Linked DNA regions of Mus musculus: regions 1, 2, 3, 4 and 5 are each linked to region 6. The links are chromatin loops, found by intact Hi-C in ENCODE. Cell type or tissue: heart. All regions are shown on one strand. Links, peaks and the distances in the headings refer to the core of each region. The heading gives the core; the rest is flanking DNA. Region 1 holds the start of B3galt6 (UDP-Gal:betaGal beta 1,3-galactosyltransferase, polypeptide 6). Region 2 holds the start of Aurkaip1 (aurora kinase A interacting protein 1). Region 3 holds the start of Cptp (ceramide-1-phosphate transfer protein). Region 4 holds the start of Dvl1 (dishevelled segment polarity protein 1). Region 5 holds the start of Pusl1 (pseudouridylate synthase-like 1). Region 6 holds the start of Ube2j2 (ubiquitin-conjugating enzyme E2J 2).

The links. Hi-C counts contacts between places; a loop is a spot of excess contacts. Peaks named below come from ENCODE experiments on the same cell type or tissue, not always from the same donor. Only the 100,000 strongest peaks of a DNase experiment are listed, where the experiment ranks them.
Region 1: a loop joins it to region 6, with 2.0 times the contacts of the local background. A loop is called at or near these places in 6 of 42 quality-filtered maps.
Region 2: a loop joins it to region 6, with 9 times the contacts of the local background. A loop is called at or near these places in 10 of 42 quality-filtered maps.
Region 3: a loop joins it to region 6, with 4 times the contacts of the local background. A loop is called at or near these places in 6 of 42 quality-filtered maps.
Region 4: it touches region 6 in a loop (2.6-fold over the local background); 10 of 42 quality-filtered maps call a loop at or near these places.
Region 5: it touches region 6 in a loop (4-fold over the local background); 23 of 42 quality-filtered maps call a loop at or near these places.

The regions. Positions count from the first base shown.
Region 1 is chr4:155,989,492-155,994,643 of GRCm38, forward strand. B3galt6 (UDP-Gal:betaGal beta 1,3-galactosyltransferase, polypeptide 6) reads right to left here and starts at 3,187. Exons shown (of 1, transcript NM_080445.4): 1 at 1-3,187. The coding sequence starts at 3,125. The coding sequence ends at 2,148. It overlaps Sdf4 (stromal cell derived factor 4), which reads left to right and starts at 3,352. Exons shown (of 7, transcript NM_011341.5): 1 at 3,352-3,843. In heart, for the core only: CTCF peaks have their summits at 2,948 and 3,610; DNase peaks (open chromatin) are centred at 2,360 and 3,610; H3K4me3 peaks cover 2,696 bases; H3K27ac peaks cover 2,472 bases.
Region 2 is chr4:155,828,587-155,833,738 of GRCm38, forward strand. Aurkaip1 (aurora kinase A interacting protein 1) reads left to right here and starts at 2,683. Exons shown (of 4, transcript NM_025338.4): 1 at 2,683-3,149; 2 at 3,397-3,484; 3 at 3,766-4,211; 4 at 4,305-4,512. The coding sequence starts at 3,430. The coding sequence ends at 4,406. In heart, for the core only: a CTCF peak has its summit at 3,018 (motif pointing right); DNase peaks (open chromatin) are centred at 2,715, 3,005 and 3,935; H3K4me3 peaks cover 2,670 bases; H3K27ac peaks cover 1,766 bases.
Region 3 is chr4:155,867,096-155,872,247 of GRCm38, forward strand. It overlaps Cptp (ceramide-1-phosphate transfer protein), which reads right to left and starts at 2,345. Exons shown (of 3, transcript NM_024472.4): 1 at 2,072-2,345; 2 at 18-242. The coding sequence starts at 139. It overlaps Ints11 (integrator complex subunit 11), which reads left to right and starts at 2,472. Exons shown (of 17, transcript NM_028020.3): 1 at 2,472-2,625; 2 at 5,032-5,129. The coding sequence starts at 2,598. In heart, for the core only: a CTCF peak has its summit at 2,544; a DNase peak (open chromatin) is centred at 2,436; H3K4me3 peaks cover 2,305 bases; H3K27ac peaks cover 1,467 bases.
Region 4 is chr4:155,845,070-155,850,221 of GRCm38, forward strand. Dvl1 (dishevelled segment polarity protein 1) reads left to right here and starts at 2,333. Exons shown (of 15, transcript NM_010091.5): 1 at 2,333-2,835. The coding sequence starts at 2,666. In heart, for the core only: a CTCF peak has its summit at 2,368; DNase peaks (open chromatin) are centred at 2,352, 2,812, 3,622, 4,522 and 1 weaker place; H3K4me3 peaks cover 2,755 bases; H3K27ac peaks cover 1,614 bases.
Region 5 is chr4:155,889,479-155,894,630 of GRCm38, forward strand. Pusl1 (pseudouridylate synthase-like 1) reads right to left here and starts at 2,284. Exons shown (of 8, transcript NM_001033490.1): 1 at 2,153-2,284; 2 at 1,880-1,937; 3 at 1,574-1,761; 4 at 1,275-1,424; 5 at 1,021-1,191; 6 at 191-245; 7 at 1-118. The coding sequence starts at 2,229. Acap3 (ArfGAP with coiled-coil, ankyrin repeat and PH domains 3) reads left to right here and starts at 2,397. Exons shown (of 24, transcript NM_207223.1): 1 at 2,397-2,963. The coding sequence starts at 2,917. In heart, for the core only: a CTCF peak has its summit at 2,655; DNase peaks (open chromatin) are centred at 2,333, 2,743 and 4,013; H3K4me3 peaks cover 4,000 bases; H3K27ac peaks cover 2,291 bases.
Region 6 is chr4:155,941,200-155,946,351 of GRCm38, forward strand. Ube2j2 (ubiquitin-conjugating enzyme E2J 2) reads left to right here and starts at 2,614. Exons shown (of 8, transcript NM_021402.6): 1 at 2,614-2,951; 2 at 5,056-5,152. In heart, for the core only: a CTCF peak has its summit at 2,567; DNase peaks (open chromatin) are centred at 1,932, 2,532 and 3,182; H3K4me3 peaks cover 2,738 bases; H3K27ac peaks cover 1,859 bases; H3K27me3 peaks cover 272 bases.

The DNA of each region.
Region 1 (5,152 bases), core at 713-4,712, 48 kb after region 6:
GCAAATTAATGACAGGCAATCAGGGCATGTCTCTCCGCATCCACAGTTCCCCAGGCAGGAATACCTTCAGGCTATACAGATCAAACAAACAAAAAGTTAATGTAAACTTGGTTTGGTGGTTTATGCCTGTAATCTCAGTAGTCAGGAGATTAGGCAGGGTTGAGTTCAAGTCTAGTCTAGGCTACATAGCTAGACCCTGTCTCATAAAAACAAAACCTCAAACATCAGTCCCATTAAAATAGCAGAGATTGCAACATCATCCAAAGCTGGAGGTCATGGCCAGCTCAGGTTGTCCATTTATCCTGGAGCCACCTTATTATATTTTTCTAAGTATACTCTTAATTTTTTTAAACATTAAAAGGGGATATGTACTACTGTTAAAGTTTGTGTGGTTGGGGTGCTATGCTAGGTAGCAAATATTATTTCCTTAAGAGAGACTCTAGGAAGCCTCAACACAGGTTTGGATCTCTGAAACTTTGCTGAGACACCAGGAATCTGAAGGTCTTTGTGGAAGCTTGTATGGAACATAGTTTAAAAACCATGTTGTGTAACTCAAAGGCCTTCTTGTGTGATTTGAAATAATGCTCGAGTTTGCCACTAGGCAGCTTTGACAAGAGCTACACCTCAGAAGCAAATCCACTGGCAGCCCACCCTGCAGTCCAGAATAGGCCTTGATATGCTAATGAACTAACCTTAAGGTGGCACTGATATGGCCGTGAACCCAAGGAAATGAGAACCCTGGGGATGGCCTGTCAATCGATCATACTGTCAATGTTCCTGTGACAAGGCTTCCATACCCTCCCATGTTGATACCTAAGGGACTTGAGACTCTCTTGGTGGCCCTGGCCTCAGTCACCCCGGAACTTCAGGTGCTGTTACTCCGCCCACTTAAGCCCGCCATTGACTGGCCACATGCTTACACTCTCAAGGACCTCCTTGGAGTCGGCCACAATTGATAACTGAAGGCCTTGACGGTGGGTGGTGGCTGAGAAGTATTCTGAAATGTATTCCCAGAGATCACACGGTGGAACCTGCTTGGTGAGACAGCTGCTTAACTTTTATATTAGCCCGATACTGTAAAGACTGTTGGTGTGAATAAACCACTTTGAAAGACAAACTTTGTGTGGACATTCTGATCCCAAGTGCCTTACAGTCCATACGCTCACACACCCTGAAAAGCTTTAAAAGTCATGTCTGTTCAGAAACAAACACACACACAAAAAGACTGATTTATGTGTAAACCTGAAAGAGAAATGGATAGTTTAAATATTCTTCTATGCTTTAAACACACCCAGAAGTGGGGTTGGCCACTTAGGCTGTTGACAGATTAATCCACAGATACAAAATCTGACACAAGTATTTTCCTTTAGTTAAAAATAAATTAAGACGTGCACTCCCAACTTAAAAAAATTTAAGGGTTTCTCTGCATAGTCCTGGCTATCCTGGACTCACTCTGTAGACCAGGCTGGCCTTGAACCCAGAGATTTGCCTGCCTCTGTAAATTCTTATCTATGCAAGCATACAATATTTATAAATAGGTCTAAGCAAACTGCATTATATTTATCAACCTCTATCCACTGAGACAAAAATTCTAACCTAGTTGACTTGAAAATCAAGTCAAACCTCATACTTGTCCATGACAAAAGATAAAAAACGGGAGACACAACAGAATGGAACTCTGTCTGAACAATACAAAGACAACTTTGACAAGTAACATTTTGAGATGAATTCAACACAGTCTGCAGGTGAGGCTGTGCAGAACAATCAAGATGGGCAGTGAGCTGCAGAGTTTGCAGAATGAGGGCACTCTAAACTCATCAAGTGAGGAGGCCCTTCCCTCACACTCCAGATGGCTGATAGGTGGCATTACATGGTCAGTGTGTGTGCATGTGTGTGTGTGTGTGCGCGCGCGTGCGCGCGCACGCGCTCAGATGCAATCTCCACATTCATAACCAGATGTCCTTGGGTAGGCCTTACACCAGACCACTAATGGCACCCTCAGTGGACTAGACATTGTTAGCTGTCTCTGGCCATCAGTCCCAAGGTCTCAACAGCAATTGGATAAACCAAGCTCAGCCCAGATCATTTATCAGATTGTTCAGGATGCTTGGCCTGTGTCAGGAGAGACCCCGGCACCTGCAGTGACATCAGGGAACGCCCTCCTTGCGCTGGCAGCACTGGGAGGGTGGAGCTGACCAGTCATAGACATAGGAAAGGCGCAACTGCACCTCATGCTTGCACAACCGGCCCTCATGCAGCAACATCTGTTGCTTCTCCAACATGTCCTCTGGGCTTTGCTTGTGTGTCACCAGATACTGATTGTTGCAGCCTCGAGATTTGTACTCCGTGTCGAAGCGTGGGTCGTGCTCCCGTTGCACATCCACTGGTGCCAGCCAGGTGCCCAGCGATACGTCTTCACTGTGCCACGCGCGCAGGTACTCGCGGCTGAGGCGCAGGTAATGCACCAGGTCCGCAGAAAGGACATAGCCACCGCCCAACGCGTAGGGCAGGTAGTAGTCGCAGAGTTGCCAGGCTGCTTCTCGCCAGCGACCTCCCGGCTTGACGCGCCCGCGCCCGGAAAAGAAGCCCCAGTAGAGGCGCCGGCGGCGTGCGGGCTCCCGTGCGCGTAGGTCCACCAGGATAGCGTCCAGGCGCGCAAAGGAGTCGTCGTCCGCCTTGAGCACGAACTCGAAGTCCACGCGCTCATCCAGCCAGGTCAGCATGGCCAGGACCTTGGCCGTGAGGTTCTCGTAGGCGTCGCGCAGGGCGGGCAGCAGCAGCAGGTCCCCGTGCTGCGCCTGCTCGAGCTCAAGAGCGCGCCGCTCCTCCGAGCCTAAGCCGCCAGTGCCCACGGCGAAGCGCGCCCACACGTCCTCGGGTCCGCCACGCCTCTCCGGTGCCAGCCACGTGCTGCGCACTGCGGTGCGGCGCTCGACCGCGCGGGGCGCACTGGCCACCAGCACCGCCAGGAAGGCCTTAGCGCGGGGCCGAGCGGCTCCGGAAGCGGAGGGCGTCTCGCCCTCGGAAGCGCAGCGCGCCAGGTACAACAGAGTGGTGCCGCAGAACGCCAGGCCGCCTAGGCCCAGCGCCACCCGGTGCCGCCAAGCGCGCCGGAATACCTTCATGCTGCGGGCGAGAGGCCGCCGAGGAGCGCAGGCGCGGACGCTGGAAGGCGCCTGCGCGACTCGGACGCTGGAAGGCGCCTGCGCGACTCGGAGGCTGGAAGGCGCCTGCGCGACTCGGAGGCTGGAAGGCGCCTGCGCGACTCGGAGACTGGAAGGCGCCTGCGCGACTCGACTCGGAGACTGGAAGGCGCCTGCGCGACTCGACTCGGAGACTGGAAGGCGCCTGCGCGACTCGGAGACTGGAAGGCTCGGAGGCTGGAAGGCGCCTGCGCGACTCGGACGCTGGAAGGCGCCTGCGCGACTCGGACGCTGGAAGGCGCCTGCGCGACTCGACTCGGACGCTGGAAGGCGCCTGCGCGACTCGGAGACTGGCGCGGCCGGTTAGGCCTGGTAACGTGGGAGGAGCCCCGAGGCGCACCGTGGCTGGGGGTTTCGACTCCCCGGAGCTGATATCCAGGGCGGCTTTGAAGGATAGGGCTGGGCCCAGAATGATTGACACGTGACCCCGCGCGCCATTCCTATTGGTTGCTTCGCAGAGGCTGCTTCCGCCCATAAGAAAGATGGCGGCTTCGAGATTCGTACCGGAGGCCGGGTGTTTTTTTCCCCACCGTTCCCGGTTGTCTTATTCGCCCCTTCCCGGAAGAAAGATGGCGGCGGCCTGAGCCGAGTTCTGCGTAAGACTTGGCGGGCGCCCAGACCCGGCGCATCAGAAGCCGGGGTGAGTGAGGGGTCCCTGCAGTCGCCGTGCGAGGGGCGGGCTTGGGAGGCCATTCGGGTAGCGTTCGAATCGCGCCAGGTCTGAGCCGGCTCGACCCCGCGGGCCGCCCTCTTCCTCGGCTGCTGCTTCCGGAACTCACTGCCGCGGGGGATCTGAGGCTCGGGGCTCTGTTACCGGCTGGCGTTGTGACCTCAACTTGTGGTCCAGCAGCATCTCTGCCTCGGTTTCCCCTTTGGTAAAACGTGCGCCATGAGTTCTAGTAGTGTGAGCTGGAAATGGAAGGCCTGGGTAAAACCTTCCTGCCCAGCCCGGGTTGGTGGGCGTTCTTCTCCGGTACTGTTCGGCGTAGTTCTTAAACCGACATTGCTTTTACTTACTGTTGTTGTTGTTGACGTTTTTCGAGACGAGCGAGCTTTCTCCGTGTAGCTCGGGCTGTGCTGGAGCTCACTCTGTAGACCAGAGTGGCTGCACTGGAACTCAGAGATCGCCTGCCTTTGCCTCCTTAGTGCTAGAATTAAAGGCTTTTTCTTTTCTTTTACTTAACTTTTTTTTTTTTCTTCCTGCCAGGCTTTATTTCTTTACATTCCTATTTTTGTGTTGCTGGAGGAGATCGAATCCAGCACCGTAAATGCTGGGCAAAGGCTCTACTACTGGGCTAAATCATCAGTCCACTACCAGCTTTTGGGCTGTTTTACACTGTTGGTTTTTAGACTTTGGTGGTCTTTTTTTTTTTCCCTTTCCTCTTTTGTTGTTGTTAGCGATAGGTTCCAGACAGGGTTTCATGTAGCCTGCCTGAACTTACTATGTAGCTGAGGCTGGCCTTGAACTATTGAGTCTACTGCCTGTAACTCGAAGCAAGCCTAGTCAGTCTGCTTGGCAAGTTCCTGGCCAACCAAGGCTTCATTGTGAGACCCTGTCTCAAAACAAAACAAAAAAGCAAAAGAAACAAAATATATAGTTTGATTTCATCAGAATTATAATGTAAGGATGGCAAAGAAGTACAGATATTCCCCCAGCCACCCTGTGTATTCCTGAAACCTAGGTGGAACTAAGTCCTGAGTAGACTGTTATAGGTACAGCAAATTTTAATTTAGAAATTAGGCCCAGGTAGAGATTAACAAATGATCATAAAACAGTTGTGACTTTGACAAATAGAATGCCATCTGACTTCGATTGATGGCAAATCAAGGGGTATCATTGTCACCTCCACTACAGGTGTCACTAGCATTCCTTTTTACTACTGGTTGGAAACTGATATGTGTAGAAGCTATGACAAGATGAAACTCCTGAGTTTCATGCCTGTTTTCTT
Region 2 (5,152 bases), core at 786-4,785, 110 kb before region 6:
GAAAAACGTTATAATGTAAAATAATGGCTGGAGAGAAGGCTTGCTCTCTCTTCCAGAGGATCTAAGTTTAGTTCCTAGCACCCATGCTGTAAGGCTCACAACCACACTGTATGGCTCACAACTCTTGTTCCAGAGGATCCAATGCCCTTTTCAGGCCATATTCATTGTATGTATGTACGCCAAGTTCATTGACACCAGCTATGAACTTGGTGTACATACATTACAATGAATAGACCTATTAATTTTAAAAAACAATAAAAAATTTAAAATGAAATGGATGGGGGGCTGGCGAGATGGCTCAGAGGTTAAGAGCATTGACTGCTCTTCTAAAGGTCTTGAGTTCAAATCCCAGCAACCACATGGTGGCTCACAACCCTCCGAAATGAGATCTGATACCCACTTCTGGTGTGTCTGAGGACAGCTACAGTGTACTTATATGTAATAAATAAATCTTTAAAAAAAAAAAAAAGAAATGGTCGGTGTTCAACAAGCTTCACAGCTGTGCTAGCGTTAGGATGAGACGGACGCGCAGGCTCAAGTTTAAGTTAAGCATCAGGCTTAAGTTAAGCAGCTACCCTGACTGGCACAAACCAGTCAGCATTTGGCTTCTGTGGCTCAATTCTAGGGTTCCTCAACCTAGGCTGTAACAGGCAGGCCCCAGGGTGGGGCCACCTCTGGCCATTCACACTTTTAAATTCATCTTTATACTCTAAAGAAAACAATTTACACAGACTCTCCCCCCAAATCTTCTACCAGTGAGTGATCTTTCTTTCTTTCTTTCTTTCTTTCTTTCTTTCTTTCTTCCTTCCTTCCTTCCTTCCTTCCTTCCTTCCTTCCTTCCTTCCTTCCTTCCTTCCTTCCTTCCTTCCTTCCTTCCTTCCTTTCTTTCTTTCTTTCTTTCTTTCTTTCTTTCTTTCTTTCTTTCTTTCTTTCTTTCTTTCTTTCTTTCGGGTTCTTTCTGATTGGGAACAAACGAAAATCCCACGGAAGAATAGGAAGTACTCTTAACCACCAAGCCATCTCTTCAGCCCCAGCAGTGCTTTTTTTCTTAGGTTTTTATGAAGGATTAACCTTTGCAATTCCAGATCTGCCTTGGCAAGGTTAGTTTACAGTAGCAATACAATGTCATGGTGTCATGGCTATGTGTCTGTGTTTTATTGCCACCATGGCCAAGCAGCTACCCTGCCCTGGTTGGGCATGTTCTGTTTTGGCCTGGAGCCTGTTTGAGATACAGGGGGTCTTTTGGTTTTTTGAGACAGGGTTTCTCTGTGTAGCCCTGGCTGTCCTAGAATTCAATCTGTAGACCAGGCTGGCCTTGCAACTCAAAAGAGATCCATCTGACTCTGTTTCCCAAGTGCTGGGATTAAAGGCGTGGGCCACCACCACCCAGGAAAGTATAGGGATCTTAACAAGGTTGGCTTTACTCACCTCCTGGAAGACTAGAAACTTGCTAGTTCCCGGGATTGTGTAAGGAGGATGCTTTGCTTGGTCTCTTTCCAAAACTTGTTTCCACTTGCCCTTTCTCTTATTGTCCCTGACTCTACAAAGACCTGTCCCGATACGGGTTGTTGTGAACATGACCATTTCTCTGATGGATTTATTTACTTTTATTCATCTCCTTGAACCTTTAGTTATGCAATCCAAGGAGAAACACATCAAATAAAAGCTGGCCATGTTGAGGACTGGGAGCACCAAGGTGAGGGCTGGAATCTAGAGACTCCATTTGCCTTTTGTGGCTAAACCCAGGGTGAGAGTCTGAACTAAAGACAGACTAAAATGCATAAACCTTCCTGTTTGGGCTAGCGCAGTGGTTAAGTGCTTGCCACATAAACCCGACAACTTGAATGAGATCCCTGGAATTCACTTCCTTAAATGTGGAAGAAGAGAAATGACTCCATGTGTGCTGTGGCATATGCAGGTGCACATTGTGCCTCCCCTCTCGAAACATCATTAGAAAAGACAAATATCTCCAGCATCCCCTCTCGAAGGTAGGGTACACGCAACATCACTTTGTGACCTCAGTTACACAGCTGGGACGACAGCCTGCAATTTCTGCCCTCTTATTGGTTTATGTAACTTTAGCTAGGTTAATGCCTGAGAATGAGATATTTGGCCACTTTGTGTTAAGAATCCACAGAAATCCCTCATGCGAGGCATACGTAGTTTCTCAAATGAAGGAGAACCCTAGTCTTGCACCCCTGTCCATCGGAGCCAGCAGGACTTTCTGGTCCACACTGAGGTGCAGTGGATTGCTAGGCTCTTGCCAAGGAAAGCAGCAGCCGTATTCTGAAGAAGCTGCTTTTAAGTTTTGGGATAAAAATTAACGTGTGTGTGAGGATATTTAAATTTTTCCTCAGGGGGCTGGTGAGATGGCTCAGTGGGTAAGAGCACCCGACTGCTCTTCCGAAGGTCCGAAGTTCAAATCCCAGCAACCACATGGTGGCTCACAACCATCCGTAATGAGATCTGACTCCCTCTTCTGGAGTGTCTGAAGACAGCTACAGTGTACTTATATATAATAAAAAATAAATAAATCTTTAAAAAAAATTTTTTTTTCCTCAGGGCACACTAAAGAAATTAGGACTTTTTTCACTTGAGATTAGCGGCAGGGTAGGACCGCGGAGCAGGAACAGGGCGGAGTTTCTGAGGCCTCAAGAAGCAGAGCGCCCCATTCTGCAGCCAGCCTATCCCACAGGACTATTAAACGACCTGCCGCCCTAACAGGAGGAGCGCCACTTGTCACTTCCGCAGTCCTACGGTCCATGGCGGTACCCGGAGGCTAACCGGCTTGGGAGAGACGAAAGGAAAAAAATATATATATATATACTGTAAAGTCCGCGTGCACGCAGAGAGCACTCTCCGGGATTGTGGTGGGTGTCGGGTGTGGGCACTTTTTACCCGGAACGTTGTTGCTGCTGGACAACAGCGGCAGGGGAAGCGTCCCCTCCAACCGGAAGCGATCGCCTTCGGGCACGCAAGGATCGAGTTAGCGCAGAGCCGGGCACCAGAGGGCGCTGCGTAGGACCAGGGACCGGAAGTGGTCGAGGTCAGAGGCGACCTGATCGGTCCTAACTTCCGGGATTCGGTGGGCCTGTTGCGGGGCTCAGATGATGAGCGGCGGCGGAGCTCGCTTGGCCTGCGTCTGTTTGGTGCGTGCGAGCGTCGATATCGTCCTGCGCTGTGGGTTTCGCTGCCTGAGCGGGAACCGTGGGTGGGCGGCTTACAGCGACCACGCTGGTGGAGAGAAGTAGGGACAGGATTTGCGCTCAGAGCGACTTTTGAAGATGTCTCCTTATCGCGGGTCAGGGGGACCCAGGGTGATGGGATATGCGAGGCCTGCGGCCGAGAGCACTGCCCGTCGCCGCTGCGTGACCTCAGCTGGTTCCTGTGTTCTAGCTTTGAGCGCTGCCGCCGGACCAACTGCTCACCATGTTCCTGGCGCGCCTGACTTCACGGCTGGCCAGGACTGTTGTTCCCTGGGCAGGTAAGACGCCCCTGGACGCGGAATCCACACCTGACTTGGGGATGGGAATCATCGCGGCCCAGCTCGCCTTCAGTAGTCTCCTGTCGCTACTGGGAATAAGAGCCTGGGCACAAACCTTTTCCTGCGAGCTTGCATGTAGTATGTAGGAGCACATCACAACTCCAGACGGAAGGATAAGGGGCAGGCCTTACCATTTGGGTCTACATGTTGCCCTAGCCTGGGTAGTAGTGGTGTTCTGATCTGCTGTGATGGCACTAGTAGCAACTGTGTTGTTTCCCCAGGTTTCAGTCGTTCCTGCCCTGGCTCCGGGGTGATTGGCAGCTATGCTTTTCGACCCCTTTACAGTTTGCAGCCTGCAAGCCCAAGTCGGGCTGCCTCCCTCCCTGGTAAGAGGACCCAGTCAGAGCTTGAGGAGTTCCTGGTCCCCAGGAAGATGGCCATCAGTCCTCTAGAGAGCTGGCTGACTGCTCAATACTTATTGCCCAGACGGAATGTCGAGGTCCCAGTGACTCTGGCTCCCTCCCAGTTCTACGAATGTCCACCTAGGCAGGGGGAGGAGGAAGCCCAGCAGGGAGTCAGGGAAGCCTGGGATGCCACTCCAGTGCAGTGCAAAAACGTGCTGAAGATCCGAAGGCGAAAGATGAACCACCACAAGTACCGTAAACTGGTCAAAAGGACCCGGTTTCTACGTCGCAAGGTCCGGGAAGGACGTTTGAAGAAGAAGCAGGTGAATATGGGCACTCCCTTGGACCTAGACTGACAGTGGTTAAAAGAGGCTTTGCTCGTTATAATAAGTTGGTTGTCTCCTCTGCCCTTGCAGATCAAATTTGAGAAAGACTTGAAGCGCATCTGGCTTAAGGCAGGCCTGAAGGAAGCCCCTGAGAACTGGCAGACCCCGAAGATCTACCTGAAGAACAAATAATCTGGGTTCCTGTCCCTCTGGCTCTCTTGCTGCTTCTGACCCACTATAATAAATATTGGAAGGACTCAATTATTCTAGGCCGACCTAGAGTTTCTTTGGCTTGGTGTGAGATCTCTTCGGGTAAAAAAAGACTCTGTCATAGGAACCCAGGGCCCAAGTGTGCCTAATTGTCCTTGACCTCCAGCCTGACTAATCTGCCTCATTTAGAGATGTGTGCTCTGGGACCACTGAACAGCTCCAGGAAGGTGGACATCAATGTGAATACTGGGTGTCCTGGTGTCCTGGAGCTGAGGGGTACCTGGGTTAAGGGGAGTGCTGATTATGGAGTAAGAGATGATCTGTGAGGACTCAGGAGGGAAGCAGAAAAGGGAAGCTCAGATGTCTCAAGAGATGGCACGTGGTCCTCTGTAGTTGATGAGCCATTTAAGTTGCCCTGTTGGCTGGGATGGACTCGTCTTGCCACAGGGACAGGGTATTGGGGTGGGTCGCCAGTGTTCCCAGATGTCCCAGCTTCTGCTTGGCTCCTCAGCCGTGTGGGTGGGAGCATTAATCAGGAAGGTTGCCTGGATGGTGTGTTTTGCTAGGTTCAGTGTTGACATCTTACTACAGAAGATGCTGTTTTTAGAGTCTAGCTTGGGGAAGAGTATCCCTGCATCAAGAGGAGTGTATGCTCTGAATAGTTGAGGACCTGGAAGGACCCTGGCCTTGTATACCAAGTTATGAGGGAGCTAGGAATAAGCTTGGGA
Region 3 (5,152 bases), core at 570-4,569, 74 kb before region 6:
AGCCCCAGTAGACGCACCTGACAAGTCCCTTCCAGCCGGCAATATAGTGGTCCAGCAGCACCTCTCCCTTGTCAGTGAGACACTGCTTGAAGCTGACCAGGACGACTTTAAGGTTGAAATCTTTCTCTGAGTCATCCATCTTCCAACACAAGCTGAAACAGTTTCACACAGAACGTGTAGTCGTCATGGTGGATTATCTCATTCTGTGGTTCATTTTCTCAGGAAGAGATTGGGCAGAAGATCTGAAAGAAATAGTGCAGTGCTAAAACTGTCTCCTGAGAATCACGGTGAAGTTCTATCCCTTCACCTGAGTGCTTTCACCAGAAACCACAAGCTTTTCCACAAGCCACTTTGACCCTGCTGTGCCCTTTAGTCCTGTACCCACAGATCTTGCCATGGCTGCTCCTTGTCCTTCAGGCTAATCTGTTCCTGACCTGAGACTTCACAGCTGCACTGATGGCATCTGCTGTTGCTTCTTACAGTTTCGTTTTTTCTCTTCCTTAGAGCATGTTTCGTGCATTAGGGGAATTTAGGGGAATGTCCCTAAAAGGTGGGCACAGCCCTGGATCCTGGCCACACCCGGACCTCACTGGATTAGGCCAGCATTCTGATGGGAAGTTGCACTAAAACAAAAACAGGGACTTTAAATAAAATAAGTGGTCCTCACACAAGGAGAGGGTGTGAGGCTTTCCCTTCCTTTATCCGGGGTGTATCCCCCAAAATTAAAGCAGAGGCTGTGGGTTGGCATCTGCTAGACAGACAGATGGATACTCCTGTTGTTGAAATGGTATGTGTCCCCAAAAACCAGGGTAGCTGGACCAAAGGTCATACCACATACAAAGGATTGCTACAAGTTCTCCCACTAGCTCTAGAGAACATTCTGGAATTGGTCTAGGATAAAGGCCTTAAGGTAAGGCTGGGCTCTGTATTCTGTAAGCATTTTTACAGTCACTCCACAAACTTAAGTCTCCACACTTACTTGCTTATTTATTTATTTACAGTTGTGGGAACTGAACCTAAGGGCCTCTTGTATGCTGGACAGGTAATAGCCTAGGCAGGCCTTTAACTTTCTTTTTTAATTTGTTTTTTCAAGACAAGATTTCTCTGTGTAACCCTGGCTGTCCTGGAGCTTACTCTGTAAATCAGGCTGATCTTGAACTCAGATCTGCCTGTCTGGGATTAAAGTGCTGGGGTTAAAGGTGTGTGCCACCATGTCAAACTAGGCCTTTTACTTTCAATCTTTCTGCTTCCCGAGTAGCTAGAACTACAAGTTTGTGCCACTAGGCTCCTTTTGTGTTCACATGTTGGATGGGTCACTCTAAGCACCCAGTCCCTACCTTTCCTGCTATCTTAACAGCCTTGCCTTGATGTCCAGGACCAACTCTGTGGGATGTGGCTGCATTACACTTATGTCCAACACTTACCACCAGTCCTGGAGATTCTTGTGGATTCCTGCCTTAACCTCTGTACCATCAGGCCTTCAAAAACCCACCCCTATCCAGTGTGCAACGTATCTGTGTGCAAGTTTTTTCTTTCCTTCACACAGTCCTAGGTCTCAGTCCTTCAGCTCTGGGAGTGTGGTCTACATGTCTCCCCGGTCCATGTAAATGGTGACAGGGCCTCATGGGTTGGACTGGATGCCTGTCGCAAGTTCCAGACTTAGGAGATGGGCTCACCTTGTGTTTAGGTGTCAGGGACAGCCCCGCCTGGGCCTCAAAGTTGGCGACGCCCAGAATCTTGCGATACACCCTCGGCCTGTTTGCTGTCCCGTGGGTCAATAGTCTCTATGCCGCCCCCCTCACCCCAGTTCTTTTTTGGCCACCTAACAATCCTGCGGCCAGGCCTTCCTGCCCAGAGCCTGAGCCAAGTAGCCTCTTAGAACTGTCCGCGGTAAACCCGGAAAGAACAGGAAGGGAGAGCAGCTCGCCAGCTCCCGGAAGGTGATCCAGCTCCCTCTGATGATCAAGCTAAACAGGATGGACAGCCGGGCAAAGGCCCACAAGCTGGCACCCAGCATACACCTAGGCGTAGCAGCAAGCCAGGGTGGTGCAGAGAAGTCTACAAATCTCACCTGAGATGGGTTCCGATGGTGGGGGAGTGGTGGTCTCTACTCCCGCGGAGGGCAAAGGGTGCAGCAGAGGCCAGCGATGGGGAGGGTTGATCAAAGCTACAATTAGGCTGCTGTGGGAGACGATTCTTTGCCAGTCCGCCCCGGTGGTGTACAGAGACGTGGCTCTGCCGCCTGGTTCACGTCAGGTAAGGGTCCCCGTCCCCATGCTTTCCCCTCAAGCTCGGAGCCTGCGGTTGAGCAGAAACCTGGAGCTGCAACCCAAAGTCCAGCCTCTGCCCCGCCCTCCGCTGCCCCGCCAGCCATCCCAATTGGTTGCTGATCATCCAATTAGAACTCGACATATCCGCCTGCGTTTCCGGCGCGAGGGCAGGAAGGGGGCGGTCTCGGCGGTTGCGCCTGCGCGCAGTGCGGAGGGACTCGCCGCGGCCGGGCGTCTGATGTGAGCGCGCGCGGGGTCTGCCTGCGGCTCTCCTGCGGGCGGTGCACGCGAGCCGTGGAGCCGTGGTTCGAGGCGACCTCCCTGACCATGCCCGAGATTAGGGTCACTCCCTTGGGTGAGTCCGAGTCCTAAGCATCTTCCGCGGCGTCCGGAGAGTCGGATGGGTCCCTTCATCTCCGTAGCCGTTTGATCATCTGCTCGTCCCAGGGAGCGGAAGCCGGAGTAGACAGTTTCAGAGCCAGTGCCTCCCTTTTCTCTGTCTGGCACGGGGGGTCGACGAGATGTGGGTTTGATTCCTGGTCCTAGAGCTCGATATGAGTCACGGAGGGCCAGCTTCTGTACCTGGGCTGCTTACGATGGTCGTGAGGTGAAATGAGCCTCGCCTGTCGGTGGTGTTGAATCCAGCACAGAAATCGTCCTGGCGACTTTCCGCTCCTGCATTTGGACGGTTGTTTCAAAGCCCCTCTTACTTCTGCTCACCACCACTACCACCACCACCACCACCCCCAAGCGCTTCTTCATGTTCAGGTTGCTTGCTATCCTTCAGATCAGTAACCAGTCTTTGTGTCTGGTCTATCCCGAATTGTTAAAAGTATATTTGTTCATCGTAGAAAACATAGATCTAGACCTCTAAGATCACCAATAGCATAGGATGGCTGTGAAAGAGAAAACAACCGTTTGAAATCTGGGGTTTCGCTGGGCGGTGGTGGTGCACGCCTTTAATCCCAGCACTTGGGAGGCAGAGGCAGGCGGATTTCTGAGTTCGAGGCCAGCCTGGTCTACAGAGTGAGTTCCAGGACAGTCAGGGCTACACAGAGAAACCCTGTCTCGAAAAACCAAACAAACAAAGAAAAAAACCTGGGGTTTCAGAACCTCCCAAATGTCCCTGGGTTTTACTTCCTGCATGTGTGCAGGGTGTGGGGAGCACTTTCCTATTCATGGTCCCGGTCTCTAGGTCATCTTGGCTAAAACTTCGAGTCTTCTCAACTCACTGCATCACAGGGCCTTAGCAGACGCAACTTCTCATACTGTTTTTTTGTTTTTGTTTTTTTGTCTTGTTTGGTTGGTTGGTTTTTCGAGACAGGGTTTCTCTGTGTAGCCCTAGCTGTCCTGGAACTCACTCTGTAGATCTCATACTGACTAAATACTAATTAGCTTAAACGATGAAGCATATTCATTGACCTGGCTCCCCAATGCCCCCTACCACCACTGGGAAAGTTTTGTTCTCTGCCACAGTTCTGAAATTTTTGGAACAGCTATTAAATCCCCATGTAATGTACTCAGTGACTTATTGCCTCTTCCCCCTACCGTGTAATTCTGCTCTATTCAGGGATGTGTGGTCAAGGTAGTATTCTTTACTTTCTTGTCAGTTTTGTTTTCTCATCCTTTTCCCCTGGAGTTGTAAATCTCTTTGGGAAGAACGTTTGCCAGTGCCCAAGAACTGGGCTTTGTAATTTAAAAATGTATACTTTGGCACCTTTCTTGGTAGTCATGTAATGATGGGCACCTGTGATGTCAGGTAACTTTTGTAAACGTGCAGCCATTCCCCTTCTATAAGTTCAGTTTAAGGGCAGCAGGGCCTGGCACAGCTTCAGGGCTAAAGGAACTATGGGGAGGGATGCTAAAAGCTTTCTTTCAGGGAACACACATCTAGAGGGGACAGCAGCAGGCCTGCAGAAAAATCTAAGCTTGATGGCTCCTCAGCGTCATTGTGGATGCCTACGTAAGGAAAGCAGACTGGGCCATGGCTGGTCACCATGATATTTGTGGTGCTGATGATAGTTGCTGGTGCCTCCAGTTGGCGGTGGAAACCGTAGGATCCAAGATGGCAGCAGGGCTGTTGGTTGTCTTCAGGTTGCTGTTGAGACTTGGCCCACGTCTCTCTCCTTATGGATACAGATCCCAGGAGAGATAACAGTTAGTTAAATGTGTCCTATGTGGTCAGTATCTTGGGCTGGGATGACTGCTTATGTCATCCGGAGCATGGGAGGAACTCCCATTGAGGCTGAGCTAGGGGTATGGGGCCTGTGCTGCTCACTGACCAAAGTTTTGCCGTCAGTCATGTTTATTTGTGGTTAGCCTGAGGCCACATGGCTTCATTCAACACTAGACCTCAGGATCCAGGCCTCAGCCTCTTCGGGAAGACATTTCAGGGAAGAAAGCCTCACTGGTTTGCAGCCCCGTAGAGGGTCAAGGCTAGATAATTTGAGTTAGGTTTGAGGACAGCAGTATTGTTTACAGAGCACTGGCTTGTGTTTGTTCAGTGTTGGGAACTGCAGCCAGTGCTCAGTGCTCTGCTAACAATTCGTCACACCTTTGAGATGCGCGGGAAAGCGTGGTGAGGGAGGGCAGGAGCCCCTAGCACAGCACCTTATCTCACTGTTGTGCATTTCCTTAACCTTCGTGTGAAGGTATAAGTGGTTCCGTGTTGGTCAGCCCGTGCAGTAGTGAGGGAAGGAAACTTGGGGGAAAGAGGGAGGAACCGTGGCCTTGTCTTTCACTTGTCCTTCTCTTTGAGTAGGGGCTGGCCAGGATGTAGGCCGAAGCTGCATCTTGGTCTCCATTTCGGGGAAGAATGTCATGTTGGACTGTGGGATGCACATGGGCTACAATGATGACGTGAGTACTGTGCGTGAGTGGTC
Region 4 (5,152 bases), core at 619-4,618, 96 kb before region 6:
TTATGTATATGACTATTTCTGTCTGCCTCATGTGTGCAGTACCCCTGGAGGACAGAAGAAGGCTTTGAATTTCCTAGATCTGGAGTTACAGACGGGTGTGAGCAGCCATATGTGTGCTGAGAATTGAACCTGGATCCTCTGGAGGAGAAGCCAGTGTTCTTAACCACTGAGTCATCTCTTTTTTAACCCTCAAACCCCCACCTTTTAAGGATTTATTAACTTATTTATGTGTGTCTTTCTGAACATGCCCATTACAGTATTATGAAGGTTCAAGGCCAGCCTGGTCTACAGAGTGAGTTCCAGGACAGCCAAAGCTACACAGAGAAACCCTGTCTCGAAAAAAACGAAGAAAAAAAAATGTTTGGGAGTTGATTTTCTCCTTAAAAGATATGGGCTACCAGGAAACAAACAGTAATGACCCTTCCCCCCTTTTTTTTCAAAAGACAGTATTTATTTATTTATTCATTCATTTATTTATTTTTGTTTTGAGGCAAGGTCTTACTAAATAACCCTGGCTAGGCTTAGAACTCACAGGGATCCACTTACCTCTGTCCTTCATCCTAGGATTGGATTAAGGCACATGTCATCACATCACATTTTTAATTAATAAAAATTTATTATTTTTTTCATTAACAGTGTGTGCATATAGATAAATGGATGGCATGAATGTGGGGGTCAGGTAGTAACTTCCTCCAGTAGCCTTCAGCCTGCATTATTTGGGTCCTGGGGTTCAAACTCATATTATCAGACATGGCAGCAGACACCTTCTCACTGGTCCAAGAATAGTGGGGGTGAGAAAGGATGACAGTTAGTCACAGGACCTCAGTGACCTTTGAGGTGTGCCCTCTGGCCCCATCAGAGATCACACTGCTACTGGACAAGGCTACTTCTGGAAAGGGACAGGTTCTCGCATCACAACCATCTCTTCTACAGTAGAAACTGTCCCATCAGCGTCAGTACCATGGCTCCTACCTTCTATAATTGGGCGAGTCAGCTGGGAATCAAGGGCATCTGGGTTATGGGAACCCCTTTATTTGATTGCTTCTGACCCATAGACCAGTCGTAGCTTGGGTCAAGGGGCACTCAGGAAAGGATCTGTCTTCCTTCTCCTTTGGGCAGACCCTCTGAGGCCATCTTGCTGATTTCTTTCTTTCTTTCTTTTGTGTGTGTGTGTGTGTGTGTGTGTGTGTGTGTGTGTGTGTGTGTGTGTGTGTGTGTGTGTTTTCCCAGACAGGGTTTCTCTGTGTAGCCCTGGCTGTCCTGGAACTCACTCTGTAGACCAGGCTGGCCTCGAACTCAGAAATCCGCCTGTCTCTGCCTCCCGAGTGCTGGGATTAAAGGCGTGCGCCACCACGCCCGGCTGCCTGGTGCCTTCAGGTTGCTTTTGTAGAGATTCAAGGAAGGCCAGCTACTGGCAAGGGAAGAATAGGTTTCCAGGATAGCAATGGAAGCAAAGGGGAGAACTCTGCTTAGGTTGACTTCAGCGGCCTTTAGTATGCATTCAATGCCTACCTCTGAGTCCTCCAGGCAGTGGTGGGATCTTTCCTTGTGCGGGCTTCGTGTCTGGGGATGGTCCAAGGTCACAACAGGCACCCCTTTTCTTCATCACTGATCAATATCCTATGTCTTCCCCCATTCTTACTGGTCAGTGAATCACTCCCTCTAATGGTCTTAGGCCATCCTGGACTGAGGGGCGGACCTGGTCTTCCTTGGTCTGCAGAGGACACCTGGCTGGTTGGATCTACAGTATCCAGGGCTAAAATTCCTTTGGCTTCAATTGCAGCCTGGGCCTTGCCTGGACATCTGTGTGGATACCTACTTGAGTTTCTTGGAGATCCGACGGGACAAGGCAGTGGGCATAAGAATTGAGCTCAGGATTAGCATGGGGGCACAGTGAGGCTCTCGCTGTTTGGGCTAGGCATAGGTATCTTCAGATTCTTATAGGGCGCCTGAAGCCGCCCGAGCGGACAGTGCCTCCACATTCTGAGCACCTAGAAGGAGAATCAGGACCGGCCTAACCTAAGGACACTCCTCTGCTCCCTGGCAGACCTTATTGGCTCAAGGGGAGCGATCTTTCCAGGGTTTCTCTGTCTTTCTGGGGTCCAGCGTGCCCACCTGCCCAGAAACCTCAGACCCAAACGCCTCAAGGATCGCAGCCTGTTGGGAATCTGGGCTCCACCCCAAGACAGCGCTCGGAGAGACCCGACCGGCCAGGCCTTCTGAGCCCGCCCAGTCCCACCCCGGTTGCCCCGCCCGTGCGCAAGCCGTAGCCCCGCCCCGCCGGACCCGCTCTGCGCGTGCGCAGTCCCGCCCCGCCCGCGCTGCGGGCGACTAGTGACGTCACCGGCCCCGAAGCGCCCTCCGGCGGCGGCGCGCTCCACCCCAGCAGGCGGTTCGTGAACAGCCCGAGGGGGCGGCGGGCCGCGGGAGCCCTCAGAGCCGCTTTCCCTGGCGCCCGCTCCGGGGCCGCGGCGGATGGGCGGCCGCGGGCCGCGGGGCGACAGGCGGGGAACGGGTGCGAGCCGGGACCGGGAGGGGCGGCCGCGCCAAGGGGCCGCGGGGCGGCCGGGCGGGGCGCGGGCCGGCGGTTTGGGAGGGCGCCCCGCGTCCGAGAGGCGAGCCGGGCCCTGACGCCGCGCGGGTTCCGCGTCGCCCCTGCCGCGCCATGGCGGAGACCAAAATCATCTACCACATGGACGAGGAGGAGACGCCGTACCTGGTCAAGCTGCCCGTAGCTCCCGAGCGCGTCACGCTGGCCGACTTCAAGAACGTGCTCAGCAACCGGCCGGTGCACGCCTACAAATTCTTCTTCAAGTCCATGGACCAGGACTTCGGGTCAGTGGGCCGCGCGGCCTGGGCAGGGGCGCTGGCCTCCTCCCGCGCCTGTGTGCACGAGCTGGCACCTGTCCGCGCCGGCTGGGCTTTCGGGTCTGGGGACGTCAGAGAGCGCCCCCGTCGCCGGCAACCCTGCTGCGCATCTACAGCAGGTGTAGGTAGAGTTTCTGCGCCCAGTGACCCTGAGTGTGGCAAGCTGGGGTTCCGAGCCACTGACTACCCTCTGGGTAGGCCAGACAGTTCTTTCTGACGGACAGGCGAGGGCCCAGGCTTTCTGACCACCATCCACTGGTGCTCCTGTGCCCAGCTGGTCCATGTTGGGTGCCGAAGGCCACTCTTAAAGCCAACTCCCTTCTCTCTGGTTAAGCACAGAGCCTGATGCGTTCCTCCTCTGTGGATGGAAACCCGGGGCTCAGGACTGCCCTGGTGGGTGTGCAGTTTATGCGGGGGGTGGGGGGTGGGATCACGGAGAAGGATTGGGGGTTTGTGGCTCCTAGCACCCAGTGGATCCTCCGCTTGAGATGGGGTAATGTGAAATAGGTGGCTCATAGGCACCCGCCTGTTTTCTGGAACTTAGAAAAGTTTTGAAGCCTGAAAACAGACTCTTCCAGGTCCCTCTAGAGTCCCTGTGGCAAGGCAGAGAGGTCAAGGGTCACTGGAAACCAAGAAGCTTCATTCCGTGTACCCTGCCCCCTTGGTTCCTGGCTCCTGTGCCTCTGACCTTTCTGAACCACACAACATTTGCATTCCTGGGAGGTGCTCGGTTCATCTCCTGACTTGAGTCAACTTCTAATGTAGTGTTTTTCCTAGCTGAATGGCTGTGGTGGTCTCAGGAGAAGGGACTTCCCTATTGGAGTTAAGCTGGGCCTCTGGACGCTGAGCCAGGGACTGGCAGTGCAACAGAGGCCTGACAGGGCATAGCCACAGAAACTTGAGTCCATGGCTTGGCAGTGATTGGGGGGTGGGGAGGCAGGGTAGCATGCTTAGGCCCTGTGGGTGGAGCAGGTGTGCTTGGTGCCCTTGTGTGTGGCTCCATCTCAGGGCTTTGACATTGAGGCGATTTCCTGGATTCCATGGTTGCAGGGTCCCTGGGCAGCCCATCGGTCAGGTCAAGCTTGGACTTCTTCCTGGCCCTGGGCGTCTAGGCAGGACTGAACCTGGTTTGGATGACTAAACTCTCTTGCCTACTCAGTCCTTGTGCCCCAACCACCAGGAAAAGGCAAAGGAGAGAGTGTCCCTCACAGCTTGAGGGCGGGTGCTCTCCATTTGCCAGGAGACTAGAGGGTCTTGCTCTAGAGGTCGGTCTTCCCTGATTCTCCTGACTGGGCCACCTCTGTGGTCTCTAATCTGAGGGACAGGGTATCTCTGGATCCAAATATTGGTACATTTTGGTTTTTTGTGACCCAAGTCACAAATGTTCTCACAAACTTGTTACACCCTAGCGTGTAAGTGGTAAGGAGCAGACCTGGGTTGCTTTCTGCTATACACTCTGGGTCTCTCCTGAGGGTACCTGTCCCTTTACTCTGATATTCATGTTGGGTAGATAGCATCAGCTCACATAGGTTTCTCACTGTCTGTGCCTGTGGCAGGTTTGGAGGACCTGCAGGTGTCCTAGCTAAGGAGATAGGATAGCAGATAGGGGTCTTGAAGCAGGAGTAGTTCCTTCGGGTGGGTTTGAAGTGGCTGGGACATGGGGTCTGGAGCTAGCAGAGAGCTTAGAGGTACAAGTTGGGTGTTCTGGGGGTGTAGAAGAATTAGGGGGCAGAGCAACTTAGAGATAGAGTTGGGATGACACAGAAAGACTTGTCAGTAGGCCTCACCATGACTCTGATGGTCTAGTGGACTTGGGAGCCTAGACAAGGAGCCCTGCCCCGTCTCAACTGCATCCTTTCTTTCCTTACCTGAGTTCTACCTACAGAGCTCCAAGGATACCAAGAGAAAGTAGCTTAATGTTGGGAGAAGGGAGTTTGTTTGAGAGCTAGTTTGGCTGAGCTGGACAAGTGGCCTCAGGGGTGGCTGCAGACTAGAGTCTGTGAGGCATATCCTAGTGAGTCTAGCTCCAAACCAAGGCTGCCTACTTTGTAAATAGCAGAGTTTTCCCTGGACTGGGCTCAGTTCCCAGTGTGTATTTCTAGCCAACAAGGTAAAGGTCTATTCTGTGCCCACTTATGGGGAGCTTCTTGTTGTTCTGACCCTGGACCCCAAGGCTTAGTAGCAGCAGGACTTCTAGATTCTGGTGGGCCCCATGGAGGTGTCTGGTGTTGGGCCTGGTGATAATGGAGGTCTATGGTAGAGGACTGAGTACATTGGCTTTTGG
Region 5 (5,152 bases), core at 802-4,801, 51 kb before region 6:
GAGCAACTCGAGCCTGATACTTGCCCAAGGGATCTTGACTCTCCAGAATCACTTTCACTTGTGTGGGTGCCAGGATCCCTAGCCCCACAGCCACCAACACAGCTGTCATCCTCCGCACCTGCAGCAGAGAGCTCAGGTTGTCACAGGTGTGTCTACCCGAGCCCATCCTGTGAGGGTTAAGACAGCCTACCTGTCTATAAAGGAAAGACTGGCTCTCAAACTCCAAGGTCCAGAACTGCAGCCTCCTAGGAACACAGACAGCTTTGAGGTCCAAGCTAAGGGCAGGCTCAGCCAACCTAGCTCACCATGTGGCTTCAGACAAGACAACGATTTATATACTGGTTTAAAGGCTTCCATCCAGGGTGGGTTCTTGCCTAGTTGACCACCAGTTCCAGAGGGTGAGCGAGTTTTGCATGACTTACTCGACTCTACATATACCATGAAAGGAAACAATTATATAACAGAGCATTGGTTAGTTTGTGCACGGGAAATAGCGATTGCTTTGGGCCTTCATGTTTTGGGGCTAAAGTATTTGTGCTGAAGCAGGACATAGCCAGCCCACCTATCAAGATGGAACCTAGGCCATGTGCTCTTGTGCCTGGTCACACCAAAGCCCCTTTACCAAACCCTTGGAGCTGGTTCCAGATGTTATGTTCTCAAGGTGAGCGGCTGATTCCTGGTGTTTGAAGCAGAGAACTTAACGTAGTCTGTCAAAGTGGAATGGAACTATTCGCTCTAGTGAAATCTTTTCAGAGACTGCCAGAACTTACCTGCTATAAAGAGCTATGGGTCTGGCAGGGCCCTCAGAAAGGCAACATTTTCCACCCTGTGCTCCCCAGGCTGGCAGAGACCCCACCCAACAGGAAGAAGACACAAGTTTCTGGCTCACCTTCTTACACCCTCTAGGCCCAATGGATGTGCAATATACCCATTTAGCATCATCTCACTTTTATTGAGGTATTATGAGTAATGACCCTGGTGGCCTCTAGTCCTGGCATAGTGAAAGGCTAGTCGTCTCACCTGCTCCCCTCGGGGAGGACAAATGGGCTGGCTGGACCAGGTGACACTGAGACTCTTCGAAGTGTGCGTACAGTATTTGTGACTGGGCTGCCAGCAGACTGGAAGGCACTAAAATCATGTGTCCCGAGGAGGTGCTGGGCAGCCTCCTGCATGGCCGCCATATCCAGGTACCTGCAGAGCCAAATGAGCATTATTGAGGAGAGCCCAGGCAGATGGATGGTGAGCCATTTTCTTCCCATTCTTAGCTCACTCACTCTGTCTGCAGAGCCCAGCATACATTTTGTTCAAACACAGGCAGTTGATTAGGCCAGGAGCAGCCTGTGGCCAGACGATATTGGTAGGTCCTGGAGGTGGCTGCGTGTCGAGCGTGGAAGTCGTTGGGCACTCGGAAGGCCTTCAGTACACTGTGGCAAGCAGATCTGGCTCATCCCAGGAATGAGTATGCCCAACTGTCCACACAGCACTATGGAAATCTCTGCCTCCCACCACAGTGGGGTGCAATGGTAAAAGACAAAAAAAAAAGCCCAGAACCATACCAAAACCCCGGGCTCACCGAATGGCCGGGTGCTTCAGGTGGGTGTTGAGGGCCTTGGCCACGACCTCCGGGGAGAAAGGCGACTGCCCTGGGCGGCGCTGGATGTCCAGGTGCGCCGCGTTGCTCAGGGCATGCACCCCGGCATCGGTGCGGCTAGAGATGGTGAACCTGACCGGGTCGACAGAGTTCAGCCGCTTGGCAGCCTCCTGCGGGAACCGTACAGGCGGCTGCCACATCGATGGCCGGAGTCCGTGGAATAGGAGGAGGAGAGTGGGTAGGGGTTGGAGCTGCCGACTGCTTCTTCCTCCCCAAACCGGTCCTCACCTCCAGGAAGTTCAGCACCCCAACAGCGCGCGGATTGCCCCTCACGGCCGCAACCCCACTGCGGAGAGAAACAGGAAGGAATTATCTGCGGTGTCTGTGGACGCTGTCCCGCCAGGGGTCTCGGCGCCCAGGCGCGTGGGTTCGGTGCAGGCCACTGTGTTCCTCGGCTCCTAAAATCCCGCATCCCGAGACCGATCGCGCCCGTCCTGGTCACCTCGCGGACTTCCCGCGAGGCCGAGTGGAGAACGCGGGGGTAACAGCGGGAAAACGTACTTGAAGTCAGTGCCCAAGTACTGCAAGAACACAAGGTAGCGCGCACGCACCGAGCCCACCGCCCCGCAGGAGCCCATATTTGAGCGGGCGGGGCGCTTGCACGTGGCCCGCGGTCGACCCAGCCCAGCAGGGACGGCGCCTGCGCACTGACTCGGTCCGCCCCGCCTGAATGGAGAGGCGGGGGCGGAGCCAAGCTTAGGGATCGGGTGCAAAGTGCGGTCCTCTAGAGCCGGCTATGTTTCCTGTCCTCGGCCTCACAGGGGCGCGATGATGGGTCGCTTCCGCACAAGCGACCTTAATTCGTTCACTCCCGATCTCCCCGCCGCCGTCGCGGAGTGTGTCCGTCGGCAGCATTCCAGCCGAGTTCACCACCGCCGTGATGCCTGAAGTGGGCGAGCCGTGCCCTTCCCTGTCCCGCGACCGAGCCAAACCACTCCGAAGCCCAACCGCCGAGGCCGGCCCAGCTCCCAGACCGTGGTGACCGAGGACAGAGCGCAGCGACAGGCGAGGGGATGCAGCGGCGCTTTTAGCGACGCTCCCCGGAGGTGACAGCGGGTGGCGCAGGCAGAGGCTGACTTTGGCGACGCTCCCCAGCGGTGACAGGCGGGGCGGGGCCGCGGCGCGCCGGGCTCAGACCGAGGCGGGCAGGCGGGCGGGCGGGCGCGGAGCGCAGCTCGGCGCGGGCGCCACAGACGGTCCACGGGCCGGGGATGCCGCTCGACGCGCCTTGGTCCTCCGCACAGTGAGCACCGCTCGCCGCAGCCATGACGGTAGAGTTCGAGGAATGCATCAAGGACTCGCCGCGCTTCAGGTGTGCTGCGGGCCCGGGGTAGGGCGCGGGCGGGGATGGGGAGCCGCCTTTGTGCCGGAGGCGGGCAAGGGGTGTCCAGCGTGGTGACCGCTCCGAGTCCACCTGGACGGAGCAGAAGACCTGGCACGGACAAACCGGCGGGAGCCGGAGTCGCGGTCCCCTAGCTGCGCAGCTCCGCCTCCGGCCTCGGGGGACCGGAACAAAAGACGCCCCTGTGCTGATCACCTCGCGCGCGGGGGTGAGTGTGCAGACCGCCTTGGGCAGCTGTGTGTCACTGGGCATTTGCGTCCAGTGCCATCTCTAGAACTGTCCACCCTTCTTTGTGTGTATGCTCTGGTGTGCCACAAGTACTGGGCTCCTCCTTGGCCCTGTAGTCCAATTCTGGCTAGGATTGTCTGGCACCCTGCTTGGTCTCTATCTTGATCCGTATGTCCAGAGCAGTGTATGGGTGCAACCAGCCGGAGCCATCAGGGCCTGAGATAGACACCTTGGTGAGAGTTAACGGATGTATGAGTGACCCAGGAGCCTGAAGGGGTAGAGGCTGTAAGGATGAGGAAGTCGTGTTTAGGTGGAAGGGTATGGGCCTTATTCACCTATGGGTTTGTTTCTTTTATTGTTCCTGGAATACAGTCGTGCACATCTGTGTGAACCACATGGCCACACAGATATACATCTGTTTCATTGAGTGGCATTTGGCAGACAGTAATGGAGTACCTCCTGTGTGTCATTTGAAATTTCGGACCTTCGTGAGGTGTCCCACCTCTGTATGTGCACACACACACACACACACACACACACACACACACACGGGGGGGGGGGGAGCATGTTCTGCCACTCTGCTCTCCTTGGTGCACATGAATGTGTGGGTGAGCTGTGATACGGAGTTGGTGTGCTTGATGCATGCACATAGCCTAGTGTGGATGGACACGTGTGTACATGTGCTACATCTCTGTGGATTCGTGAACCGTGTTTGCCATGCTACTAGACACATGTTAACGTATGCAGGTGTGTGTTTTAGTGTGCACTGTATCCCTGGAACACATGTCTGCATGCCCTGTGCTAATACATGTATGCATGTTTATGTATAAGCATGTATCATGCCTTTGCTCGTGTGAGCTTGACCACATATGTACATGAGTGCTGGGTTTCTGAGGGCCTACCTCAGCAGTCCAGCTCTTTGCAAAACCACCTTGCAAGAGAGTCAGCCAGAAACACCTTGGAGCGTTAGAGTTTGCCAAGAGTGTCCACTGACTATAGGCAGGGGGCTTAAGGCAGTCAACTATGCTTTCCTGTTTTCTATTGAGAGGAGTGGTCTGAGAGCCTCTGATACCCCACAGTTCTGCATCCATTTGGTAGGAGTCTTAGCCAAGGTCTCAGTGCATGGAACTGGGCCCCAGTTGAAGCGCTCTCATTTTTGCCCTTACCCCTTTCTGCAAAGCCCTGGCTCTACCCTGCCTTGTACAGGGTTTTGGGCCTAAGCAGAAATCCACTCACCTCTAGGCCTTCTTTGCCACAGCCAGCCAGTTGGACTTGTGGGGCTGCAGTAGGTGTGGCAGGTACCTAGGCTTAACATCATTTCTTTTGATGGAGGAGGGGAATGCTGGGGATGACTCTCCGGACATTGGTCTTGGGGTGATGGAACCTGGCTTGGTGGTGTGGGGTGGGCTGTGACTGGATGAGTTCGAAGAGTACCTTGTCTACTCTAAGGTTTTACTGAAGTTATAACTTGATCTTTGTGGCCAAGAACCTTTAGGTGAGGCAGGGTGGGGCTGTCTGAAGGATGTGGAAGTGAGGTGGAGCCTAGACCCAAACCTAGAAACGTTGGTAGTTTTGCTTTGGGACTCTTGGCCTAGAATAAGGGCTTGTGACAGCCTTAGGAATGTCTCATAGTCCCTGAAGCTGTGGGTGGGGGTGCAGGGGAGCCCCGGAAGAGAAGCCGGCCCAGCCTTGGCTGCAAGCCCTTCCCTGGGTGGGGCTTCAAGCGCTGAGTCATGGCTTTGGTGAGGGGGCTCCTCCCCAACCTCCAAGCTGCTGAGGAAGTCCCTGGCTGGCAAAAAATAGGCATGGGGCAGGAGGGGATGCCTCAGGTCCTTGGCTGAGGAAGGGAGTGCTGAGAGACTCCCGGGACAGAATGCTGGCCCCCTTGAGCTTGTACTAACTGCCCACTATGTTCCCCTGTCCCCGTGAAT
Region 6 (5,152 bases), core at 516-4,515:
GGCATTTTCTTAATTGAGTCTCTCTCCTCTTAAATGACTAGCTTTTGTCAAATTGACATTAAACTAGCTAACAAGGTATGTTCCAGAGAGCGTAATTATTTTCCTATGTAGAGTGGCCTCACCTTCTAACTTTCCATCCTTTAAAAGTAGCTTAATTTACCCTGATTAGGGGTCCCAGTGCCTTGGGGAGGGAGGAGGCAAAAGGTCTGTACTGATTTGTTTTCTGAGTTTGACAATGGAAAGAGATACCATTGGTCTCCTAGAACTAGTTTGCCATGGTGGGCTGACAGACAGGATACACTCCCCAGGGCTCAGGAGCCAGCCCTGTTGCAGCAGCCCAGATCAACTAAGATGGGTTGCTTGACTCCCCCAGGATGCTTTCAGGACTGGGTACTGTCTGGCTTAGCCCCTGCTCTGTGAATCAGTCACTGCTGAAGTCATTTCTGACTCTCAGTCATCAGTTTTCAGTAATCAGTTAGTGAGCCCACTGCTGATACTCAAAGGCAGTCAGGGTCCTGGTGAAGGTTGAGGACTTAAAGTTGACCATCAGTTCTGCCCTACATACTGGTTGGCCAGGCACTGTAATGTCACTGAAACAGCCCGGTAAGTAACTGCCTCTGCTTTGCAGCCCAAACTTGCATCCTTGGCACACTCCAAGCACCACTTGTAGCAGAATTTTAGCAGAGCCATTGTATCTGGCATGAATACTTAGGCTTTGAATTAGTCTTTTGTAAATAGTCAGTGGTTATTATATGAGGTTTATGGGGTAGCTCTTCCAAAGGGCTCAGAGCCTTTGCATAACATAGTCCGGAGACATAACTGGCAAACCAGGAAATGTCTTAAGGCTGGGAATTGTTTAGGCAATGGTTCCTCATGACCATAGCCTTTCCACCCCTGTCCAAGTCCAAATAATGGACTCTGAGACTCTTATATATGAATAATGAATATATGCCTAAGCCAATAGCTTTGGCTAGTTTCCGCCAGCTCATAACTCAATTATCTCATTTAGAATAGTCTAAGTCCTGCCATGTGGCTAGTTAACCATTCCTTCAGTTTCATGTGACCGTCCTCTTCATGTGGGATGGGGCGATCTTCTTTGCCTGACTCCCCCCCCCTCCTGGACTGCTACCTTCTTTTCCCTGCCTCAGGTCATTGTCATAGGCTTTTTTTATTGACAGATGATGCTTCCATGAAGTTCACAAGACATTCTCTCTATAGTTCCTTCAGACTACTTCAATTTGTACGCACAAATTGACTTGCTAAAGATGCCTTTTTTTTTTTTTTTCCAAGACAGGGTTTCTCTGTGTAGCCCTGGCTGTCCTGGAACTCACCTTGTAGACTGAACTCAGAAATCCGCCTGCCTCTGCCTTCCCAGTGCTGGGATCAAAGGCATGCGCCACCACCGCCCGGGTCTAAAAATGCCTGTTGTGTAACAATATATAGGCTTTGCAATGTGGATTCTGGATTCAGTCCTGCAAAGGCTGAGCCTCCTGCTGCTAAGAATCCTTAATTCATCCTGCAGTGTCTCTCTTCCAGTGTGTTGTAACCCGGAATACTGACACCTACCACATCTGACTTGGCTTTCTGGAACCTGTACACAGAGTTCACAGGCAAATGAAGGGAAGGTGCTGGGTCAAGGACGCAGGGTGTGTGTGTGTGTGTGTGTGTGTGTGTGTGTGTGTGTGTGTGTGTGTGATGTTATCTCACCAACATAAGAACAAACTTTAGCATTCGATTCTAGGAATGCAACAGTGAGGCAGCAGTGTGTGCAGGGAGAGCTGGAGAAGTCTGGATCTCTATCAGCCTCCTCAGCCCAGATTCTCCAGCTGTCAGGGCCCAAACTAGTATTTAGAACATCCCTACTGGCAGCCTCCTGTCTCAGCACCAGCCAGATAGTCTGGCCAAAAGACCAAGCTGTACCGCCTCCCCTCCCCAGGGCCAGGAAGGAGGCGGAGGGAGAGGGGAAACCCGTCTTAGAGCAATGTCCTCGAGCATAAAGATGGTATTCAAGAACTGATTGGGAAACTTGGTGCGGAAACACAGGGACTCTTTTTATGAGGACGGCTGTTCCCGGGGCTGGGGGTCTGCCGCGGGCTTGGAGTGCGGGATACGCCTATGCCCATCATTGGCTCCGTACACGGGGATCTTCGTGGCTATAGGGGCAGCGAGGGAGAACTGAGTGAACCTCCAGCTCGGAATTTAACTGTGTTTAGAGCAGACAAGAGTGCATCCTGGGCCAGAAGGTGGCCGGTGGCCCTAATTCGTTGTGAACTCATGGGTCATCTTTTCTCTGGGGCTGGCCTCCCTGACTGGCCCTGATTTGGGGTCGGGAGCACTGCGGGATTTCTGCAGCCACTTACTGGTTCCTGGAGTGCCGGCCAGACAGTACGAAGTCTTGGGAGTGTCTAGCCCAGTTTCCCGACACAGGAGCCACAACCCCCTCCCCCGAGCTATTCTCTAGTGCGCACGCGTCAGCAACCCTTTGCGCAGTAGCCGGACACAACCATTAGCCAAAAACCCGAGACTGACCTGAGCCAGCTAGGAACTGACAGTGGAGCCTCCACCAAGCTGCCTAGCGGAGCGCTTCCACCCGCGGACAGCGCACCGGAAGCGGAAGCGGAAGCGGGCCTAGGCCGTCCCCGGAGCGGCCATCTTGGAGGCTGAGCGGCGGTAGCGGCGGCGAGGCTGCTTGCGGCGGGTGCGGTGGGCCGAGTCCCAGCGCGGGTGCGGCTCACGGCGCGGGCCCCACTCTTCCGCACCCTGCTCTGGCCTCGACCACGGCGAACCTGAACGCGGCCGCGGCCTCAGGGAGAGGTGAGCGCTCGCGGGCTGCGCGGGGCCTCGGGCCGCTCGTTCGCCCCGCCGGAGCCGGCTGCAGCGGCGGGCGGGGACGCGGGGACGCCACACGTCGGGTCCCGTTGGTTACGTCGCCGGCTGTGCCCGGACCCGAGGTCGGTTACTGAGGGCGCTCGGGGTTCCTGTCGGGGGCGGGTTAGGGGTTTTGTTTGCCGCGCGGCGGATTCTCTCACGGACGCTCGGAAGACTCCGAGGAGGAGCCAGGTTTGATCTTTAAAAAAACGTATCCCGTGAGTTTGTTGTGGGGTGGTAGCCGTTGAGTGGCCCCCTTTCATCGCGATCAGTTAGAACCCCAGGCTGCTTAATAGACCCCAACAGGGGCGAGCGTGTCCGCGGTTACGCCCTTGAGGGTAATGCAACAAAACCTTGGGCAGTAAGAGTGGGGCTTGGGCCCGTTTCGGGGGTCGGGGTGAGGACGGCCGATGCTTATTCTCCACCTCTGCTAACTGCGGACTCTCAGCCAGTGACCTCACTTCCTTCTTAGTGGACATCATCACTTAGCTGTGTGTTTAACCTCAGTCAAGCTCTCAACGTCATCAGATCCAGATAGACCAGGAAGAGAAAAGAGCAGAGTTCACTGTAAGCTAACAAGTGCATAAGAATGTACCTTTCTGCAAGTAGTGATACAGGGCTTTATTCATGGCCAGGTGTGTGTAATGGGGGGGGAAAAAGGATTTTAGGATTGTATTTCATTATAAAGTCCCGCGTATGATCTTCAGCCGGAGATAGGTCTAGGTTCCTAGAACTTGGAGTCAGTCCTCTGCAACATCATTGTCTTCCTGTACTCGGCGTCAGTTCAGTTCTCGGTGTGTGTGAGAAAGTGGTGCTAAGGCTGTTTATTGTGAGCTTCTGGCTTCCTTCAGCCCGTGGAGTAATCCTGGAGAAGGTAAAACTCCCTGAAAATCCTGGCCTTGGGTGTGTCATGTGCCCTTCTGACCATCTGTCAGGCCAAGGTCTTAATTCCCCACCGTCACCTAACCTGTGTGGAGTGTTGTGGGAGAGAGATGTCCAAAAGGAAAAAGAACTACCACCTTGGCACGGTGATGAGGGACTGACAAGAGACTCTTCTGCTGCCAGTGAGTGGCTGCTTCTGTCACCTTCCATCCCCTAGGAGAGTCACGAAAGATACTGCTGTTCCGATTGAGGCAGACGAGGAGCAGATAGGGCAGCAGATAGTGAATCATAAGTATGGTGTTATATGCTTAACAGCAAGTTTGAGGCAGGAGATGCAGCCTAGTGATAGAATACTTGCCTACTCCTCGAGAGGCTCTAGGTTTAATTTCCAATGCTGAAAGAAAAAAACAGAAGTTAAAGCTGATCATAGTGTTGGATGCCTTGAACGTCAGCACTTGGGAAGCAGAGGCAGAAGGATCTTTGAGTTTGAGGTCAGCCTGGTTTACACAGGACATAGGCACTGAGACCTTGTCTCAAAAAAAAAAAAAAAAGTTAAAAGCAAGTATGAGAAAGAATTTCCTCCTGTGGTTGACTAGGCAGAATTTTTTAAAAAATAAGTTTATGTAACCCCAGCTCTCCTGGACTTCTCTCTGTAGACAAGGCTGGCCTTGAACTCACAAAGATATGCCTGTCTCTGCCTCCCAAGTGCCAGGATTGAAAATGTGCACTAAACTATTTTTTTAAGACAGGATCTTCAAAAAAAAAAAAAGAAAGACAGAGTCGGGCGTGGTGGCACACGCCTTTAATCCCAGCACTTGGGAGGCAGAGGCAGGTGGATTTCTGAGTTCGAGGCCAGCCTGGTCTACAGAGTGAGTTCCAGGACAGCCAGAGCTACACAGAGAAACCCTGTCTCGAAAAAAACAAAAAAAAGAAAAAGAAAAGAAAAAAAGAAAGACAGGAAAATGTATGTATTCCAGGCTATCAGGCTATATAACTTAACGATCATCTGTGTCTACCTACTAGGATTATAGATAAACACCAACCATGCTTTGCTTATGTGGTGCCAGGAATTAAACCCAGGTCTTCATGCATGTCAGGCAAGCACAACTATAGCCTGGCACAACTAACTGCTAGTTTCCTGTGTGTGTCCACTACTAACCTGTCTGGTCACTTAGCTCAAGCCAAATACAGTTGTGTTGGAATTACTCAATGAAGTTATTTTTTACATGTTGGAGTATTAACTTTAGGGGTGAAGGCTTGTAGTTCTGCTTGTGGATCATTGGATATTGCTTTGTTTCTTACTAGGTGCTGGGCAAGTTGAGCTCTCTGGCCCACATGGCTTCTGAAGCTAAGAACTTGGGGACAATGCTTTCTGGAAGCATTTCTTGGCCATGCTGGACTG